2 separate regions of the Homo sapiens genome follow, and region 1 is linked to region 2. A link is an interaction called in ENCODE POLR2A ChIA-PET data of the cell type or tissue named here. Cell type or tissue: B cell. All regions are shown on one strand. Links, peaks and the distances in the headings refer to the core of each region. The heading gives the core; the rest is flanking DNA.

What was found. ChIA-PET counts read pairs that join two places held together with the same protein. Peaks named below come from ENCODE experiments on the same cell type or tissue, not always from the same donor. Only the 100,000 strongest peaks of a DNase experiment are listed, where the experiment ranks them.
Region 1: POLR2A ChIA-PET joins it to region 2 with 6 read pairs; 19 of 35 experiments call an interaction of 5 or more read pairs at or near these places.

Annotation. Positions count from the first base shown.
Region 1 is chr19:5,707,956-5,718,746 of GRCh38, forward strand. It overlaps LONP1 (lon peptidase 1, mitochondrial), which reads right to left. Exons shown (of 18, transcript NM_004793.4): 2 at 6,228-6,316; 3 at 5,179-5,298; 4 at 3,816-4,047; 5 at 387-448. Among named protein-coding and RNA genes, the nearest start is that of LONP1, 6.8 kb to the right of the region's middle. RefSeq lists enhancers at 9,806-10,322, 10,323-10,791. In B cell, for the core only: no CTCF peak of the experiment used is centred there; no DNase peak of the experiment used is centred there.
Region 2 is chr19:5,623,724-5,634,514 of GRCh38, forward strand. SAFB (scaffold attachment factor B) reads left to right here. Exons shown (of 21, transcript NM_001201338.2): 2 at 2,682-2,766. Among named protein-coding and RNA genes, the nearest start is that of SAFB, 6.0 kb to the left of the region's middle. RefSeq lists an enhancer at 1-522. In B cell, for the core only: no CTCF peak of the experiment used is centred there; DNase peaks (open chromatin) are centred at 3,978, 4,900 and 5,368; H3K4me3 peaks cover 387 bases; H3K27ac peaks cover 4,000 bases.

The sequences.
Region 1 (10,791 bases), core at 5,479-9,478, 87 kb after region 2:
TGGGAGCCAGCTCTGCTGCTTGTTCTCCAGAGTTCAGGGCCCACCCGTCCTGGGCTGGAAAGGCATGCAGCATCCTCACGTGCAGCCACCACGGGAGCCGTGCAGTGACCTCACCTCAGCAGTCTGCTCCCCACTCCCCCAGCCAATGCCACCAACAGCTTCCGGCCTCAGCAGAAGGGGACAAAGAAACTGGGCCTGCTGAGTCGGCCCCGGGCCTCCCACCTGCCCCATGCCCCAGTGGGCAACGGGCTCCTCCACACAGGCCACTCCTTGGGGCAGGCAAGGTTTCCTCCCAGGAGGACGCTGAGGAAGCCCCCTACCCACCCAGCTGCAGAAAGAGCTGCAGAGATGCCCCCGCCTGGCCAGCTGCCCGCACAGAGGCCCACCTGTAGAGAGGGTTCAAGGCAATGATGTCCCGGATGGTCTTCACGATCTCTGCAGTCAGGGCCTGCCAAGTATGGGGCAGGGTCGCTGGGGCCCAGCAGTGCTCCAGCAGGGGGTGGGCTGGGTGGGAGCATGGCCCTGGGAGCCCCACCCACCAGCTCCATCAACTCCCTCCCCTCCGCCAACTGGCCCTGGCCACGGACGGCCTGGGAGATGGAGGAGTGCAGTCCCTGGTGGACTCACCAGTCCCAGGGACACAGGACCAAGAGAGTCAAAACTAAAACCAAACCCTGTCTCCTTACCCCTCAGAGCCTTGTCCTTAGGATAAGCTATCTCAGGGGAAAAAAAGAGACTGTGTTTTCTTTCCTCCATTTTTTAAGAGACCAAGTCTTGGCCGGGCGTGGTGGCTCACGCCTGTAATCCAAGCACTTTGGGAGGCCGAGGCGGGTGGATCATGAGGTCAGGAGATCGAGACCCTCCTGGCTAACACAGTGAAACCCCGTCTCTACCAAAAAATACAAAAATTAGGCGGGCGTGATGGCGGGCGCCTGTAGTCCCAGCTACTCGGGAGGCTGAGGCAGGAGAATGGCGTGAACCCAGGAGATGGAGCTTGCAGTGAGCCGAGATCGCGCCACTGCACTCCAACCTGGGCGAAAGAGCGAGACTCTGTCTCAAAAAAAAAAAAAAAAAAAAAAGACCAAGTCTTGCTCTGTCACCCAGGCTGGCGTGCAGGGCTGCAATCATGACTCACTGCAGCCTTGAATTCTTGGGCTCAAGCGATCCTCCCCGCTCATTTTCCGGAGTAGCTGGGACCACGGGCATAAGCAACTGCACCTGCCTACAACCAAATTTTAATCACCTGGTCTTGGCCGGGCGCGGTGGCTCACACCTGTAACACCAACACTTTGGGAGGCAGAGTTAGGTGGGTCACTTGAGGCCAGGAGCTCAAGACCAGCCTGGCCAACACGGTGAAACCCCATCTCCACTAAAAATACCAAAAAAAAAAAAAAAATTAGCCAGGTACTTTGGTGGGTGACTGTAATCCCAGCTACTAAGGAGGCCGAGGCAGGAGAATCACTTGAACCCAGGAGGCGGAGGTTGCCATGAGCCAAGATTGCGCCAGTGCACTCCAGTCTGAGTGACAGGGTGAGACTCTGTCTCCAAAGAAACCGTAATCACCTGGTCTCTAGTCTTTGGCTTTGACGCTGAACTGTCTGAGCTGACCCTGGTAGAAGGCACCAGAACAGGCCCACTGGAGGTCCGGGGCACTTGCTTTAAGAATAAGTTCAGCTGGGCACAGTGGCTCACGCCTGTAACCCCAGCACTTTGGGATGCTAAGGCGGGCGGATCACGAGGTCAGGAGATCCAGACCATCCTGGCTAACACGGTGAAACCCCGTCTCTACTAAAAAATACACAAAAAATTAGCCGGGTGTGGTGGCGGGCACCTGTAGTCCCAGCTACTGGGGAGGCTGAGGCAGGAGAATGGTGTGAACCCGGGAGGTGGAGCTTGCGGTGAGCCGAGATCACGCCACTGCACTCCAGCCTGGGCGACAGAGGCTCCATCTCAAAAAAAAAAAAAAAAAAAAAAAAAAAGAACAAGTTCGCTGCCCCTAAGGGGTCTTGCCAGTTCTAATCACATTTGTAAGTTTGGTCGCTGTCTTCCCCCTGTTGCAAGATTCTCACAGGGAATGCCCCAATGCTGAGCTGCCCAGGACAGTGTAGCCGCTGGTGGCTGTCTGAATTTTTTTTTTTTTTTTTTGAGACAGAGTTTTGCTCTTGTTGCCCAGGCTGGAATGCAATAGTGCAATCTCGGCTCACCGCAACCTCTGCCTCCCAGGTTCAAGCAATTCTCCCGCCTCAGTAATCCCGAGTAGCTGGGATTACAGGCATAAGCCACCACACCTGGCTAATTTTTTTTTGTATTTTTAGTAGACACGGGGTTTCTCCATGTTGGTCAGGCTGGTCTCAAACTCCTGACCTCAGGTGATCCGCCCACCTCGGCCTCCCAAAGTGCTGGGATTACAGGCGTGAGCCCACCGTGCCCGGCCTGAATTTTTTTATTTTAATTTTTAGATACAGGGTCTCACTCTGTTGCCCAGGCTGGAGTGCAGTGATGCGATCACAGCTCACTGCAGCCTCAATCTCCTGGGCTCAAGCGATCCTCCCACAGGTTAGACCACTGGTGTGTGCGACCATGCCCAGGGATTTTATTTTTTTTGTGGAGACAGGGGTCTCAATATTGCCCAGGCTGGTTTTGAACTCCAGGGCTCAAGTGATCCTCCTTCCTTGGCCTCCAAAAGTGTTGGGATGACAGGCATGAGACACTGTACCCAGCCAATAAAATGTTCCATTCTGTTCCTTGGCCACAGCAGCTCTACTTCAAGTGCTCAATACTCACAGGTGGCCGGGCACAGTGGCTCACGACTATAATCCCAGCATTTTGGGAGGCTGAGGTGGGCGGATCACCCGAGGTCAGGAGTTTGAGACTAGCCCGGCCAACATGGTAAAACCTCGTCTCTACTAAAAATACAAAAATTAGCCGTGTGTGGTGGCACGTGCCTGCAATCCCAGTTACTTGGGAGGCTGAGGCATGAGAATCACTTGAACCTGGGAGGTGGAAATTGCAGTGAGCTGAGATCGTTCCATTGCACTCCAGCCTGGGTTGACAGAGCCAGACTCTGTCTCAAAAAAAGAAAGAAAAAAAAAAACCTCGCAGGGGTAGTGGGGCAGGATAGAAGTGCTGACCTCAAGAACCCAGGTGGGCCTGTGGACAGGACTTTCCACCCCTGCCAGCGCCCACAGCAGACATCACCAGTTGCTCACAGCACTTCCCCCTAGGCCCTGCAGCAGCCTGGGGAAGAGGCTGATGACACCAGGCACACAGGTAAGGAGCTGACACGCTTCAGGCCTTTGGTTAGCTTCGCTGACTGTCCCTACAGCGGGAGGGCAGGTGGCACCGCCAAGAGCCTGCCCACCTCGGAAGCTGACTCCTTGTGCCACCAGGCAGGCAGGACGGCCTAGGTTGGGGGATCAGGGTGGCCAACAGGCTGTTTCCTGTCCTGCAACCACTGGTACCAACCTCCCAGGCTTGGTGGGAAGAAGCCAGGGCTGGAAGGTGTCTTGGTAACCGCTGGAGGCTTTGGCACAGGGGACACGGGCTGGGGCTGGACCTGGGTTCCAACCCTGTCTCCTTCCTGAGCAGCTACAGGCTCCAGCGAATTTCCTGTGCCTCTCCCATCCCAGAGTCTTCCGAAGACCTCTGGGAGGAAAAGCACCCTCTATGTTCCATTAGAATTGAGTTCCAGACAGGCCAGACCCTTCCTAAGGGGCTCAGGGTGGGAGATGACTCTTCGGAGAGGCCGCAGGAACGGCTCAAGGGAGCCCGTGGGGGAGGCAGCTGTGGCCGCCCTGCGTGACGCACGGACTCACTTTCACCTCCTCCGTGACCTGGAAGTCCTCGTGGACAACGTTCTCTACCTCCACCATGAGCACCTCAGCCGGGAGCTCAGGGGTGGGCTCCATCGCCAGCTCCGCCGGGTGCCTGGCGCTCAGCTCGTCCTCCGCCTCCTTCTTGCCCCGCTTTGACTTCCTGCGGGGCTTGTGCTTGTTCTCCGCCTCCGGCTCCTCGGGCTCCACCTCCAGCTGTCTGCTGATATGGACTCTGACACGGGAGCAAGGCAGGTGTGAATCAGCCGCTGAGGCTGGGAGCTGGACCCGGCTGAGGCCTCCCTGGTGGCACAGGTGGTCCAAGGGTCCCGCTGAGCCCAGACCTCTGGAGCCACAGGGTGGCTACAGGGTCCTCAAGCTGGAGACGTGAGCCGCTTTCTCGGGGCCTCCCAACCAGTGTCCCCTCCACCCCTTAGACTCCAGCCAGATTCAGGCATTCCCTGCATCCCACGCCAATGCATCACTGTCCCCATCCTAAGTATCGTGGATAAGCTGCAGTGACAAGCCCCAGGGCCTCCTGTCGAAAACGGTGTCAGCCTGGCCGGGCACAGGCTGGTCTCCAAGACTCTGTGCCCTGGACTCAGCTCATAGCAGCTCCTTCCTGTTGTTCAGGTCTCGATTTCAAGGACACCATCGCAAAGACTGTCCCCAAGCACTTCACAAAAGCTACCCACCTCCACCTCTCACGCTGTCTGCGTCTCCCCTCAGAGCACCTGGCACCACCTGAACTCAGGGTCTCGCTCTGTTGCCCAGGCTGGAGTGCAGTGGTGTGATCATAGCTCACTGCAGCCTTTACCTCCTGGGCTCAAGCAATCCTCCTGCCTCAGCCTCCCAAGTAGCTGGGACTACAGGAACACGCCGTCACATCTAACTTTTTATTATTTTTTATAGAAACAGGGTCTTGCTGTGTTGCCCAGGCTGGTCTCAAACTCCTGGGCTTAAGCGATCCTCCCACCTCAGCCTCTTGCGTAGCTGTGACCACAGGCATGAGCCACCACATCCAGCTAATTTTTCTACATTTTTTGCAGAGATGGGATCTCGCTACGTTGCCCAGGCTGGACTCAAACTCCGGGCTCAAGCGATCCAATTGCCTTGACATCCCAAAGTGCTGGAATTCCAGGCAGGAGTCACCATGCCTGGCCCTGCAGCTCACCCCTTTCTGAGACAGGAGGGGTCCAGAGGTGACATGTCTCACTCTCACCCCCAGCTCTGGCCTCAGTGCTAGTGAGAAAGCCGCTGGGCTGACGGACAGGGCAGAGGCTGATGCTGGGGCATAAGGCATCCTGGCTGGTCTCCCGCGTGGTACTCTGCCCCCACCTCCCACTGTCCCCCGCCAGCCACCCACCTTCTGTGTCCCATGACGATCATGCGCAGCTTGTCCCCAAGGTCCTGCATCTCATGGATCTGGGCAAACGTCCCCGTGTGGTAGATTTCATCCAGGCTCTCGACCACATCCGACTCATTGCTGTGGGAGAAGAGCACAGAGGAATGTTGGAACATGGCTTTCATGCTAGGCAGGATGTCTCTGGCTGAGATGGAGGAGGGAGAGAAAAGAAACGCCCCTACCAAATGCTACTGAAAACCAAGAGCGGCCTCCTTGGCTCCCGCAGGAGCTCCAGAGCCTAGGGGAGCTTCTGCCAGGCCAGGGCTGCCCCAGTGGTCACAGGACCGGGTGGGTGGCTCCTCGCTAAGTCAGCCACAAAGACATGGTCCAGGTGGGACTTTGATGAGTCTCTTCTATGCTATCACAGAGCCTGCTTCGAATGCATGCATGGAACTCTTTTTTTCTTGAGATGGAGTTTCGCTCTTGTTGCCCAGGCTGGAGAGCAATGGTGTAATCTCAGCTCACTGCAACCTCCACTTACTAGGTTCAACCGATTCTCCTTCCTCAGCCTCCTGAGTAGCTGGGATTACAGGTACCTGCCACCACGCCTGGCTAATGTTTTGTATTTTTAGTAAAGACGAGGTTTCATCATGTCAGCCAGACTGCTTTGGAACTCCTGACCTCAGGTGATCCACATGCCTCAGCCTCCCAAAGTGCTGGGATTACAGGTGTGCGACCCCACGCCCGGCCCATGGAACTCATTTCTACATGGAGCCACATCTCCGAGCAGCTAGCTCGACTTTCAGGTAGCCTCATGGAGCATTTCATCACTAAGAGTCCCTGAAGTTAATTTCCCCCGTATCTTAACAATGCATGAAGTTTAGTACTACAAGCTGAGTTCTCAGCCCAGGCTGAAAAGGTAGCCTGCGTGGCTTCTGGCCTTTATTCTGGAGGTCTTCCCTGGTTTCCTCGGGGTCAGGGGTCAAAGGTGCAAAGTACAGAGTAGGACTTGTGGTGAGCTGGACTCTAGGGCACCGTCAACAAGGGAATGAAGGAAAAATCACACTTACCTGTCATCTCTCTTTAGAAAGACGCCGACATAAGGCTGGGCGAGACGAACTTTCCTTCTCAGCAGCTCAACCAACTTCTTATTTTTAACCTAGCATGACAATGACCCCAAAGTGAAATGCAGAGTAGATTTTTTTTTTGAGACAGAGTCTCATTCTGTTGCCCTGGCTGGAATGTAATGGCGTGATCTCAGCTCACTGCAACCTCCACCCCCACTGAGTTCAAGGGATTCTCCTGCCTCAGCCTCCTGAGTAGCTGGGATTACAGGCATGCACCACCACACCTGGCTAATTTTTTTATTTTTAGTAGAGATGGGGTTTCACCATATTGGCCAGGTTGGTCTCGAACTCCTGACCTCAGGTGATCCACCCACCTCAGCCTCCCAAAATGCCGGGATTATAGGCGTGAGCCACCAAACGCAGCACAGGGTAGCTTTTCTTTTTTTTTTTTTTTTCTGAGACGGAGTCTCGCTCTGTCACCCAGGCTGGAGTGCAGTGGCATGATCTCAGCTCACTGCAACCTCCGCCTCCCGGGATCAAGCAATTCTCTGCCTCAGCCTCCTGAGTAGCTGGGATTACAGGCGCCCGCCACCAGGTCCGGCTGATTGTTTTGTATTTTTAGTAGAGATGGGGTTTCACCATCTTGGCCAGGATGGTCTTTAACTCCTGACCTCGTGATCCACCCACCTCAGCCTCCCAAAGTGCTGGGATTATAGGCGTAAACTACCACGCCCGGCCTCCCAGGGTAGCTTTTGTAGCTGACATTTTTTGACAGCAGAGCCGCTCTAACGCTGTGTAGATTATTCTCTGGGGACATGCTGATCCGCATCCTGGATACTAATCAACATGGTTTGGGAACGCCTAAACAAAAAAAAAAAAAAAAAAAAAAAAGTGCTGGAGGCCAGGAGGCTGTGGTGGTGAATACAGTGAGCAGAACTGACCAGCTGGATTCTTCTTAGCGGTTTCCCCACTCCCAAAGGAAATTCAAAGTAGACGAATGGTCAGAACCCAGAAATTGATTTAACATCCAGCTTCAAAGGGGATGTCCAGGGCAAACTGTCTTGGTTTGAAAATCAAAACCATTCTGCTTTTATTAATGTCAGAATAAACATAAGTAATTTAAATGTGACCCACTCCAGAGATTGATAACTTCCTTTTTTTTTTTTTTTTAATAAAGTTTCAGGCTGGGCGCGGTGGCTCACGCCTGTAATCCCAGCACTTTGGGAGGCCGAGGCGGGCAGATCACAAGGTCAGGAGATCGAGACCATCCTGGCTAACACGGTGAAACCCCGTCTCTACTAAAAATACAAAAATTAGCCGGGCGTGGTGGCGGGCACCTGTAGTCCCAGCTACTCGGGAGGCTGAGGCAGGAGAATGGCGTGAACCCGGGAGGCGGAGCATGCAGTGAGCCAAGATCACGCCACTGCACTCCAGCCTGGGCGACAGAGTGAGACTCTGTCTCATAAAAAAAAAAAAAAAAAAAAAAAAAAAAAAAAAAAAGAAAGTTTCACTCTGCCACCCAGGCTGGAGTGCACTGGTGCAATCTCGGCTCACTGCAACCTCCACCTCCCAGGTTCAAGCGATTCTTCCAACTCATCCTACCACATAGCTGGGGTTACAAGCACACGCCACTGCACTCGCTAATTTTTGTATTATTAGTAGAGACGGAGTTTCGCCATGAGCCACCATGCCTGGTTCCTCCAATTTTCATTGACAGTTACTTCCTTATCACATCATATGCTGTTCATTAATGATCAAGACCCCCAGGATCACAGCACATTCTCAACGGCAGGTTCAGGGCTAATGATGTCTTCTAAGAAGCATTTGAAGGCGCAAGGAGCTCACCTGATTTCTTTCAAGCCTTTGTTAATTCACTGGACAGACCCTGATTAAAGGTAATGGCCTGGCTAGCCTGGTAATGGTAGCTCATGCCTGTAATCCCAGCACTTTGCGGGGCTGAGGTGGGAGGATCGCTTGAGCCCAGGAGTTTGAGACCAGCCTGGGTAACACAGTGAGACCCCATCTCTATTTTCTTTTTGAAGTTTTTAATTCTTTATTATATAATAAAGTTAAAATATACATATATATATATATATATATATATATATATATATATATATAGTAATGGCCCTCAAACTTTTGCAGGCACCAGGATGACCTGAAGGACTTTAAGCAGCTCACTGCTGGGCCCCACCCTTGGAGTTTTTGATTCAGTTCTAGGGTGGGTCCAAAAATCTGCATTTCAAACAAAAGAGCATCACATGATGCCGATGCTGCTGGTCCACAACCATCCTTTGAGAGCCAGTGTTTTGACTCACTCCCTAACACAGGCTCTTAACTTGTGGTCCAGAAATTCCTGACACTATAGATACATAATTTTTTTTTTTTCTGTTCCCAGAAAAAAAAAAGTCAGTAACATCTGACAGGAGGGTGTGTGACCCACTGTTATAAGTAAAATGTTTGTTTAGAGACAGAACGCTTGTACCTCTGTACTGTAAGGAAAAATTAGCATTTGGACAAAAAGTTTTCTTAGCAAGACAATTTTACTTTCTGAAGAAAGGGTGCTCCTCGCAGATGGAACAATGGCGAGAGCAGAGCACACCTGAACAAAGGAGGGAAGCAATTTTTTTTTAAGACAGAGTCTTGCTCTGTCGCCCAGGCTAGAGCGCAGTGGAGCGATCTCAGCTCACTGCAAGCTCCGCCTCCTGGGTTCACACCATTCTCCTGCCTCAGCCTCCCGAGTAGCTGGGACTACGGGCGCCCACCACCACTCCAGGCTAATTTTTTTGTATTTTTAGTAGAGACGGGGTTTCACCTTGTTAGCCAGTATGGTCTCGATCTCCTGACCTCGTGATCCGCCCACCTCAGCCTCCCAAAGTGCTGGGATTGCAGGCGTGAGCCACCGCGCCCAGCCCACGAAGTTAGTTTTTAAAAGAAACTAATACTTCTAACACTTATGATTTATTCTTTAATACCCACCAAAAATTAAGAGCCATTGTTCCTTACTCAAAAGTTGCTAATAGGAGAGAAGCTTCTAGAGCAAGTTGGCCAGACAAGTCAAGTACAAACTGAAGAGTAAATCAAGCTTTGCTAACAATTTCAGAAACATTTATTGGGTCCCAAAGAAGTTGCCTCCCAATTTCCCCTCTGCCAACAGCTGATAGCTGCATCCTTGGCATCTGCCTCCTGGCCTTGGCAGGATCCATTTTTATGATTTACAATGCATCATCAACCAGAAATACAATGAGAACCACCTGCCAGTCTCCCAAATACTATCTGCAGCCACTCATTTAACTCTCCTGGCTAGCTCCACGTGGGCCGTCTGAACTCTCTTAGAAGAATCATCTCTCTGCTCAGGCACCGGGAGCAAGGGGCATCTGTCGCTCTGCAGAACGGAGGGGACCAGGCCTGATGAACACCATCCTGGGCCCAGAAACCTGGGAGGGTAAAGAGAACTGCCAGGGGTGAAGTCAAGGATGGGAAAAAGGCCTCCGGGGCAGAGTCCTGAAATGTCAGAAGTACACCAAAGAGGAAACAGCATCACGTTATTGCTGAGGCAGGGCCTCATTCTGTTGCCCAGGCTGCAGTGCAGTGGTGACACCATGGCTCACTGCAGCCTTGATCTCCCAGTTTCAAGTGATCCTCCTGCCTCAGCCTTCCAAGTAGCTGGGAAGACAGGTGCATGCCACTGTGCCCGGCTTTTCTTTCTTTCTTTTTTTTTTTTTTTTTGTAGAGACAGGGTCTATGTTGACCATACTGGTTTCAAATTATGCTCCTGCCTCAGCCTCCCAAAGTGCTGGGATTAAACATGTGAGACACCGTGCCCAGCCCACATGGCCTCATTTAAATCCCACAACAACTCTAATAAGACACTAATATGTCCAGGTCACAGATGAGAAGAGGGAAGCCAAAGGAATAACTTGCTGAAGGTTATGGAGCTAGGATAGGACCCCACAAGGTCTTGCTCTGGGGGCCTGCATCAGTAACCAGTACTCAACATCAAGGAAAGGCCTTGGGGCCGGGCGCAGTGACTCGCACCTGCAATCCCAGCACTTTGGGAGGCTGAGGCGGGTGAATCACTTGAGGTCAGGAGTTCGAGACGAGCGTGGGCAACATGGTGAAACCCTGTCTCTTCTAAAAATAGAAAAATTAGCCAGCCACGGTGGCGGGCGCCTGTAATCCCAGCTACTCAGGGGGCTGAGGCAGGAGAATCACTTGAACCCGGGAGGCAGAGGTTGCAGTGAGCTGAAATCGCGCCACTGCACTTTAGCCTAGATGACAGAGTGCAACTTGGTCTCAAAAAAAAAAAAAAAAAAATCTTGGAGCAGCGTTGGAGAAGCTCCCTCTGTCCCCTCTCTACTGGCTGCTGCCCCTCTGAAATGGCCTTTCCCTTCCCAACAGATCCTTGAGATTTGTTTAGAAGAGTCTGGAGAGTGAGCGCAGAGGCTGACTCACTGCGTGACCTTGCTCTGCCAGTTAGGAGATAACCTTCCCATAGATGCCACTTTCCACATCAGTAGTTTTTTTTTTTAAGGGAAGGGGAGCTGGGGGAGAAGGCTTTTGGGGC
Region 2 (10,791 bases), core at 2,432-6,431:
ACCCTCACTTCCCAGGCGAGGGGAAGGGACTCGGCCAAGGTCACACGGCCGAGGACGGGCAGCGTCGGGATTTGAACCCAGGCCCTGGGATTCCTGATTCGGCTGCTTGGTTTCCCCAGGGAAGATGCTTTGTGACCCACAGGGGACCGACCAGCCTGAATCGGGGCTGATTTACAAAGGAAACACCCGTAGGACATACTCAAAGGGAAAAATAGAAAAAAACCCACCACAATCCAGTTTTCACGGTTTGCCGGTACTCGCTCGGTGAAGTAACGTGGCAGGAAGGAAAAGTGGTGTTGACGGTAGTGATCAGAAATGTGAAATGAGGGGAGACCCCGGGTGGACTTTAAAACCAGCCTCAGAACTGCCCGGGAGGCGGGCAGAGCCTGGGCTCCCCCAGCTCCGTCAGTCTCTCTGGACTTGGGGACCCTGCCAGCTCTCGGTGGCCTGATCTTGGGCATAGGAGACCTTGAACCCCTTCTGAGTCCTCTTTTCTATTCTTTTTTTTTTTTTTTCTCCTGTAAGAAGCAAAAAAGCAATAGGACTTTGATTTGGGGATTAAATAAGTTTGCGTGGAGCAGGCTTGGCGTGCTGCCTGGCGCATGTAAACACTCGGTGTGTGGTTGCCATCACGATTCGCTTTTCCTCTCTGTGCCACCACGAGTCCTCATTTGCAGATCGGGGGCTCTAACGCCTCCCTTGGGGGATTCAAAGGGATCCCTAGGAAAAGCAGAGAGGCAAGTAAAGGTTAGCCACCTGCGGTTTCCTTATTCCTGTAGCTTTTTTTCTCTGCCTTTTTTCCACCTGGCTACTCTGGGACCTCTCCCCTGTAGTTGCTCCGCCTGGCCGCCCACCCCCCAGCCCCTGCAGGCAGTGGGGCTGTTGACACATCCCACCATCCTGACTCCGGAACTACGGAGATCACAGGGCTTTATTATTAATTGGTGATGAGAAGAAGTAGGGATTTTTTTTTTTTTTTTTTTCCTGATGAGAAACCCTGGGCTCAAGGGTGGATAGTTGTCTCGGCCAGAGTCACATGGGCCTTTTAAAAGCTCAAGCTTGTGTTTCTTTTCACTATGGATTCTCTTTACTCAGATAAGGCAGGAAGCCCACTGATCTACATATTTACCCAGAGAAAATGCAGAGAGTGGAGATTGGCGGCTGGTCAGGTGTGGTGCCCCGCCACCAGGGCCTCCCATCAGCTAAGCCAAATTAAGAGGCTTTATCCTTTTTTTCTCCCTGGACGGTCCATAGGCCTGAAAAGCTGCTGTGATCTTCCTGTCAAGCTGGTGACTGAGACTTCCCATCACTCGCTGTCATCTCTGAGAGCACAGATTTGTTCCTTCTTCCTTCTCCTTTTCATTTTCTTCAAGATGTGGTCCCAAAACACGAATACCGCCAGCCCATATCCCTGTCTGCCACTCACCCAAGCCAGTCTGGAGTTCCTGATCTCATTCTCTTCCCGTTTCTGTCATCCTGTTGGTGTCCCTTTCTTGGTTTATTTTTCCAGGAAGGGCAAAAGAACAAAAAGGGGAAACAGGACACCTGCCTAGGGCATTGCTTCTCTTCTCCTGGTGGTGTTTCAGAATTGCCTGTCCCCGGGAAAAGGGTGAGGGACTTGGTGATTGTACTTTTCCTTGATCCCAGGAAAGAACTTCAGTCCCTTTTCTGGCTTCTGAGAGGAGAGATTTTTGTTGCTGCTGGTAAAGATGAGATGTGGAACCCCCAGGCCCTATCTCAATTCAGACTTACCCACCTGGGAAACTTGGAGGCTTCCAAACCTCTGCAGATAAAACATAGTACATGAAATGATGTAAACAAAACTTGTGCTCATGGGACTGGAGAGTAAAGACTGGAAAAGTTATCAGTAAAACTTGACCTGAAGCTAAGTTTCTAGGGACGTCATCGTGATTGACGTGTTCGGTACTGATGGCTTAGTTGATGCCAGGCACTGTGCTGAGGATGGGCATAGTTGAAGTGAGTGACAGAGTCCTGGGGTGGGAGGCTGGGCGTGCCAAGAAATTCTTATAATTCAATATCCGATGAGGCACAATCACCTAGTGGTTGAGAATGAGGTACTGGAGTCGGTTGTGAATGTACATGATGGGGATCGGATGAGGTCATGCATGTCGTGACGGGTCTCGTGCGTAACACATAGTAGGATCCCAGTCAGCGAGCATTAGTATTCTGTCCACACAGTACTGAGTACAGGCACGGCGTGGAGGGAGTCCCTGGAGGGTTAAAGAGTATTTTGTGAGTAAAGTCAGGGGAAATGGAGAGTGTGCCTTTCCCTTTTTGAGTTCTTCTGGGCTTAGGAAGGAGATGAACCAGATAAGCCTACTGTTTGTTGAGTGCTTCCTTTTCATGGCTAGTAGAGTCCTCACAACAGCCTTCCAGGGTAAGTACTGTATTATTATTAGCCGCATGTTCCAGAGGAAGAAGCAAAAACTGAGCACCTAAGTAAACCTGCCTGGGACCACCCAGCTAAGAACTGGTGGCGTCAGTCGGTCTCCAGTGTAGAGCGAGATAACAGATGAGTGGATGGGCCACAGGTCCTGGGTGGTGAGGGCGGCAGCAGCTTTTTGATCTTAAAAATACAGTTTCCTTGTCACCTGAGAGCTCTCTGAAAGCAGTGTGTGAGCTGACTTTTTGGATCAACTTTACTTTTCCCTTCTTTTTAGGCAATTGAAGATGAAGGTGGTAATCCTGACGAAATTGAAATTACCTCCGAGGGAAACAAGAAAACATCAAAGAGGTCTAGCAAAGGTATGGAGGATTTCATAAGCAAGTTTCATGTTAAGTGCTTTCTTCAAAACGAATACATTGCTAATGTGCCTCGTTTACTTGTCTGTGTGTTGGACTTGTGAACCACTCTGAACTGGGAGCCTTCAGCGAAGCTTTGCATTTTCTTTCAAGATCTCTCTACTGTGTTTTGTTTTCTTGGTATCTGGGAATTCCAATGGAGGATGGAAGGAGTATTTGTCCTTTATTCATTTTCCTCTGTAGATTGTCAGCGGTCCTTAAATAAGGAGTCTTTTGGGAGTCAGTCACAGTGGCGTGTGCCTGTAATTCCAGGCGACTCGGGGCTGTGGTAGGAGGATCACATGAGCCTGGGAGTTCAAGACCAGCCTGGGCAACATAGCAAAACCCAGCTCTACAAAAAAACTTTTAAAGGCCCGGTGTGGTGGCATGCATCTGTGGTCCCAGCTGCTTGGGAGGCTGAACCGGAAGGATTACTTGACCCCAGGAGGTTGAGATCAGCTTGGGCAACATAGGGAGACCCCCATCCCCACCAAAAAGAAATTAGCCAGGCATGATGGCATGCACCTGTGATCCCAGCTACTTGGGAGTTTTAGGAGGGGGATCACTTGAGCCCAGGAGCTCAAGCCTGCAATGACCTAATGATTGCACCACTGCACTCCAGCCTGGGTGACAGAGCAAGACCCAGTCTCTCTTAAAAAAAAGGGGGGTGGGGGCGGGGCACAGTGTCTCTCACCTGTAATCCCAACACTTTGGGAACCCAAGGCAGGAGAATGGTTTCAGTCTAGGAGTTTGAGACCAGCCTGGGCTGCCTCTATCCACTGCCAAAAAAAAAAAGTACCTAGGCGTCGAGGCACGCCTGTTTTCCTAGCTACTTGGGAGGCTAAGGCGGGAGGATCATTTGAACCCAGGAGTTCAGGGTTGCACTGAGCTATCATGGCACCACTGAACTCCAACATGGAGTCCAAAAAGTAGGACTGCCTGAGCCTCCTATTGCTTGGACTTGGAGAAAATAACATCCCTTATAAACAGCACTTGGCAAAAACAGAATTGTCACTTTAACATTTCTTTTAAAAGCAGCTTATACAGTAAAAGTCACATTCCACATGACATGACTCTCACCATCTTACCGAAATCTCTCTTGCCCATCCCCCACACCCTGTGCTTTAGTCAGGCCCCAAACACGTGATTTACTCTCCTGGTTCTCTGTGACTTCGCTCCGCCCACCCTTCCCCATCTGTCTGCCTTAGAGACCTAGTTCCTCAAAAGACAACTGATCCATCCCACCAATAGCAACTCGTCTCCTTGGGTCCTCTGTCCTCCCGTGGCATAGTTCCTTACCCCTTGGTTTAATATTTATGTCATCTTGCCTTCTGTCAAGAGCAGATTGATGAGGACTAGGGCTGTGTCTTGTTTATCTTTCTTTCCCCTTCAATGGTTTAACTTGGTAACACTCAACTATTGGCTTAAGAAAGAATCAGCTGAGGCAGGGCGCCGTGGCTCACACCTGTAATGCCAGCACTTTGGGAGGTTGAGGCGGACTGGTCACCTGAGGTCAGGAGTTCGAGACCAGCCTGGCCAACATGATGAAACCCCGTCTCTACTAAAAATATAAAAATTAGCCAGGTGTGGTGGCGGGCTCCTGTAATCCCAGCTACTCAGGAGGCTGAGGCAGGAGAATTGCCTGAACCCAGGAGGTGGAGGTTGCACTGAGCCCAGATCGCACCACTGCACTCCAGCCTGGGCGACCGCAAGACTCCATCCCCCTAAAAAAAAGAATCAGCTGAAGCTGGGCTTGTAGACCGAATGTTCTCTTGGTTCATGTAGAGTTTTCCCTATCTGAAATGCTTGGGACCAGAAGGGTTTCATTTTTTGGATTTTGTGCGGTATTTTCGTACGCATAATGAGATAATCTTGGGATTGGGGCCCAAATCTAAACAAGAAATTTGTTTCTTATACACCTGAAGATAATTTAATACCATATTTTTTATAATTTTGTGCATGAAACAAAACTTTCACTAATTCCACACATCAGGTGTGGAATTTTCTACTTGTGGCAATATGTCAGTGCTCAGAAGGTTTCAGTTTCAGATAGGGTTGCCCAACCTGTAATTGAAGGCCTGGTTCTCAGGGCCCAAAACTAAATGAGATAATAACTAATACTTGGTGGTGAAGTACTGGGTTTAAATATCTGAGAGTCAGGCCCCAGTGTCAGCCACAGTGTTTGGGGTAAGTGCTGGGAGAACAGCAGAATGAAGTCACTTCTGTGGCTCATGATACATTGCGTGTTTTTGCCTTTACTCAAGTATACTTCTGCCAAGGCAAAGAGTCCTGGAAAATCAATGGAGAAAGAAATAATAAAAGCAAAAAACAGAGCCTGTGGATCTCCTTTTTTGTTTTCCTTTTTCTTCTGATAAAAGCAAATACTTGTACTACAGGCTTTTGTTGCTGTTTTTGTTTTGTTTTTGAGGTGGGTTCTCACTCTGTCACTCAGATGGAGGGTAGTCGCGCAGTCATAGTTCGCTGCAGCCTTGAACTCCTGGCCTCAAGCAGTGCTTTCACCTCAGCCCCACAAAACGTTTAGATTTCAGTTGTGAGCCACTGCGCCCGGCAGGTTTTAAAATACGTGCATGGGAGTAAAAAGCAGAAGTTGTTCACAGTCGGGACAGCCCACTACTAAAAGTTAGGCATACTTCTCCAGACTGTGTGTGTATGTACAATGTTTAAAAGTAAACTTAGGCCTGGGTTACAGAGCAAGACCCTGTGTCTAGAAAAACAAAAAGTTAAATAAAAGTCAATGAGCTGGGCATGGTGGCACACACCTGTAGTCCCAGCTACTAGGGAGGCCAAGGTAGGAGGATTGCTTAAGCCCAAGAGGTCAAGGCTGCGGTGAGCCATGAGTGTGCTTCTACACTCCAGCTTGGGCACAGAGTGAGAGGGGGAAAAAAGTAAATATATAGGTATGTGCACACACCTGTATGCATATTTTTTTCATTAAAAAAACCCGTGATCTTGCTATACAAAATCTCACTGTTTTTTAACAGGCTAATAATCTTCTGTATGAATAAATACACAATTTAGCCCATCAGTCTTTTTATTACTAGACGTTTGGAGATTTTTATTTCCAATTATCACTCGGTACTTCCAACATTCAGTGTTTGCACGAACCAGAGATAAATACCTTTGTGTGGTCAAAGTAATATAATTTTTGATAACTTAGTGAAAGGAGAATTCTAGACTCCAAGGATATGGCCCTTTATTTTCACATAGCTAGTTTACAAATAGCTGTCCCGGCCAAGTTCAGTGGCTCACGCCTGTAATCCTAGCACTTTGGGAGGCTGAGGTGGGCGGATCAAAAGATCAGCCTGGCCAACATGGCAAAACCCCACGTCTACTAAAAATACAGAAATTTGCCAGGTGTGGTGGTGGGCGCCTGTAATCCAAGCTACTCAGGTGGCTAAGGCAAGAAGATAGCTTGAACCTGGGAGACTGAGGTTGCATTGAGCCAAGATAGTGCCACTGCACTCCAGCCTTGGCGACAGAGTGAGGCTGTCTCAAAAACAAAAACAAAAACAAAAAGCTGTCCCAGGTTGTACCCTACCAACAATGGGTGACGGTGCCTATTTCACTAAACTCAACATCAAACTTACCTTGTTTGCCTGTTACCTTGTTGCCTGTTATATAGAAGAAAAGTATTTCATTGTATTTATCTGCATTTTTCTGCAGGTGAGATTTTCGTTTGCATTTCTTCACAGATTATACTCTTCTGATAATTGGACATTTGTGTCGTCTGAATGGCCTTTTCATGCCCTTTGCCGATTTCTGTGCTGGGTTGTTTGTCTTATTGAGTTATAAAGACTCATATAAAATGTTTCTATTGTTTTAATCTGTCATTCAATTTAATCTGATTCGACTTGTGGTATTTTGATCACTAGGCTTCTAGATTTTATGTTACGCTTTAAAAGGACTTCTTTGCTTTTAAATTATTAAAAATATGACTGTAAGGCCAGGTGCGGTGGCACACGTCCGTAATCCCACGATGCAGGTGGATCACCTGAGGTCAGGAGTTCAACACCAGCCTGGCCAACATGGTGAAACCCTGTCTCTACTAAAAATACAAAAATTATCTGGGTGTGGTGGCAAGCGCCTGTAATCCTAGCTACTTGAGAGGCTGAGGCAGGAAAATCGCTTGAACCCGGGAAGCAGAGGTTGCAGTGAGCCGAGATCACGCCACTGCACTCCAGCCTGGGCGACGAGTGAAGCTTCGTCTCAAAAAAAAAAAAAACTATATGTATAACTCTGTTATATATAGAAAGAATAATATTTATGGTTTTATTTTTACATTTTACATTTGGAGGTTTAATTAATTTAGAATGTATTTTGCATGTGGTGTGAGGTAGGTAGGGATGAAAACATGAAACATTTAGGCTGGGCGTGGTGGCTCATGCCTGTAATCCCAGCACTTTGGGAGGCTGAGGCGGGCAGATCACCTGAGGTCAGGAGTTCGAGACCAGCCTGGCCAACATGGTGAAACCCCGTCTACTAAAAATACAAAAATTAGCTGGGCATGGTGGCGGATGCCTGTAATCCCAGCTACTCGGGAGACTGAGGCAGGAGAATCACTTGAGCCTGGGAGGCGGAGGTTGCAGTGAGCTGAGATCATGCTGCTGCACTCCAGCCTGGGCAACAGTGCAAGACTGTGTCTCAAAAAAAAAGAAAAGAAACATTTGTCATCAGAAAGATCACTTCTGCCCCTCCCAGTGCGTCTCCCCTCCCAGCCCCTGCAAAAATAAAAGTCGCTGTTGTGATTACTTCACCAGATATTAGTTTTACCCATTCTAGAACTTCATGTAAAATGGAGCCATGCAATACTAGCTCTTTTGTGTCTCATTTGTTGTTTTGTTTTGCTTCTTGTAATCAGTTTTATTCTAGAAATTTACAGTACATTTTGATATCTGATAGGGCAGGTCGGTAAGTTTTCTTGAATTATTTTCAACTACTTTATCAGTGGGTTTTATCAAGATTTTAACTGAAAATAGAGGGACTGCTGTAATGTGTGAATTCAAAATGCTTTAAAATTCCAGAAAGCATATCTCATGTAATCTCAGTTCTCCTCCTATTGCTTGGACTTGGAGAAAATGACATCCCTTTTAAACAGCACTTGGCCAAAACAGAATTGTCACTTTAACATTTTTTTTAAAAACTGCTTATACAGCAAAAGTCACATTCCACATGACGTGACTCTCACCATCTTAGCAGACTCTCAAAATAATTATCAGGGGCTGTGCGAGATGGCTCTCGTCTGTAAGCCCAACAGTTTGGGACACCGACGCGGAAGGATGACTTGAGCCCAGGAGTTGGAGAGCAGCCTGGGTGACATAGTGAGACCCCATCTCTCCAAAAAATTAGAAAAATTAGTCAGATGTGATGGCGTGCATCTGTAGTCCCAGCTACTCAGGAGACTGAGGTGGGAGGATCACGTGAGTCCAGGAATTTGAGGTTGCAGTGAACCATGATTGGGCTGTGATTGCTCTCCAACCTGGTAACAGGGCAAGACTCTGTCTCGAAAAAATAAAATAATTACCAGGAAACTAAATTTATTTGTAGTGTCATCACAAAGTACAAATTAATAGGATGTTTTATGGTGTTTGAGAATGTTTTGTAACTGGAGATGCAAAGTTGGCCTGTTTGCTTGGTTAAGTATTACCCAATCCTTTGCTGCTGGCTTGTTTTGTTCAGTTTTTGTTCATTTTGGCAATTTCATACTTAAGTTGCAAGAATAATGCAAGGAATTCCCATATACCCTTTACCCAGAGTCCCCAAATATTGCCATCTGACTACATTTGCCTTGTCCTTTTCTCTCCTTGTATGTATGTTTTTACTAGACCGCATGGTAAGTTGCAAGGCGCATATGCCCCTTTGCCCTACGTACTGCAGTAAAGTAAGGATATTACCTAACTGTAGATGTCCAGATCAGGAAATTAACATTGATACAATACTGCCACCTCGTCTTAGTCCTCATTTAGATTCAGTAGTTTGTTCCAATAATATTCTCTATAACTCAGACAAAAAATGTCCAGAGTCATGCATTGCATCAGGTTGTCATGTTTCCTTAGTTTTCTTTAATCTTGAACACTTACACTTATTTTGTAGTTTATTTTTCTATTTGAATTGTTTTGGGTTCTCCCCGCCCCATAATAAGGATCAAGTTATACGCTTGTCAGAAATACACCAGACATGTTGTATTCCTGTTTTTTGTTTTGTTTTGGTTTGAAACCGGGTCTTGCCCTGTTACCCAGGCCAGAGTGCAATGGTGCAATTGTAGGTCACTGCAACCCTGAATTGCTGTGCTCAAGCGATCCTCCCACCTTGGCCTCCCAAAGAGTTGGGATTACAGACATGAGCCACCACGCCCAGCCTATATTGTCATCAGAGTATACTATCCAGAGGCACATGCTGTCAGTTTGAGCCATTATTGGCCATGTTAGCTGACTTCAAATGCTATTGGCCAGGTTTCTCCACTGGAAAGTTACTGTCTTCCTTTTCACAGTTACATTTGTGGGGAAGATACTCTGAGACTTTGTAAATATCCTGCTCATCGTCCATTAGTTTTAGCAACCACCAGTTCCTGTCTATTCATTTATTCTGGTAGTTGCCAAATGGTGATTTTTTAATTTTGTTATTGTTTGTTTATTACTTGGTTTACTGACATAAGGAATAGCTTGCCCTTTGCCCTCATTTATCTGTGTGAACTTAGATTATTTTATTCCATAGGTTGAAAGCCTTTATGCTTATTTACTACAATGTGCAAAACGTTCCATTGGGAACCCTGTCAGACAGGCTCCCCTGTCATTTCCACATGTTCATGCCATTCTTGGGATACTTTTTTACCTTCTGGAATGGCAGGGTACGTGAGTCTCATCTTATGCTTTTCCTGCCCTTTCCCCGGAATCAGCCATTTCTTCCAGGTGCCCTGGGCCCTTTTGAGGAGAGCTATTAGAAACCAGGGTCTGCAGCCAGGCGCGGTGGCTCACGCCTGTAATCCCAGCACTTTGGGAGGCCGAGGCAGGCGGATCATGAGGTCGGGAGATCGAGACCATCCTGGCTAACACGGTGAAACCCCATCTCTACTAAAAATACAAAAAATTAGGCAGGCGTGGTGGCGGGCGCCTGTAGTCCCAGCTACTCGGGAGGCTGAGGCAGGAGAATGGCGTGAACCCGGGAGGTGGAGCTTGCAGTGAGCCGAGATTGCGCCACTGCACTCCAGCCTGGGCGACAGAGCGAGACTCCGTCTCAAAAAAAAAAAAAGAAAAAAGAAACCAGGGTCTTGGAACTTAGATGTACTTCTGTAACTAGGATGTCAACTCCTGGGCCAGTACTTGGTTTGTGAGAGCTACTGGGCTGATTGTACCTCAGGAAATTAAGTACTGTTAAAGCAATCCGAAGCAAGCCAAAGACAGCTTAAGAAAGGTGACAAAGCCCTCATGAACAGTTTGGCAAACTTGCTAGCTGGTTAAAATTGTTAATCACTTCTCCAGGATTTTTTAGGTGACAGTTATATCATTAGTGAATCAAAGAATTAAGCATGTTGCCAGATTGACATTGAAATGTACATAACATTCTTAAATAGTAAATAGAATTAACAGGAAATTTTCAAGTCCTGCGAAATCACTAATTAGAGAAAAATTTCCTAGATGTGATGACTTTTTAGCAGAGAAAATTTTCCTAGATATGATGACTTTTTATCAGAAAATTGTCACTTTTCTCCACAGTAACCTAAAAGGAAATTTTATAATGTGTTCCATAATAGTCTAAAAAGAAAATGCACAAGAATAACTAAAATTCTGGGCGGGGGGGAATACAGGGATTTCCTCTAATTTTGATGATAGGATATTGCAAACAACAGAAAGTTTGAGGGTTTGTTCATTTGATGGTGGGGGAAAGCTCTAATCTTATCTCTTCTTGTGTAAAATAGAAATTCCAGCTAGTTTAATACTTTTTATAATATAGTAATAAGAAAGACCTGAAGTA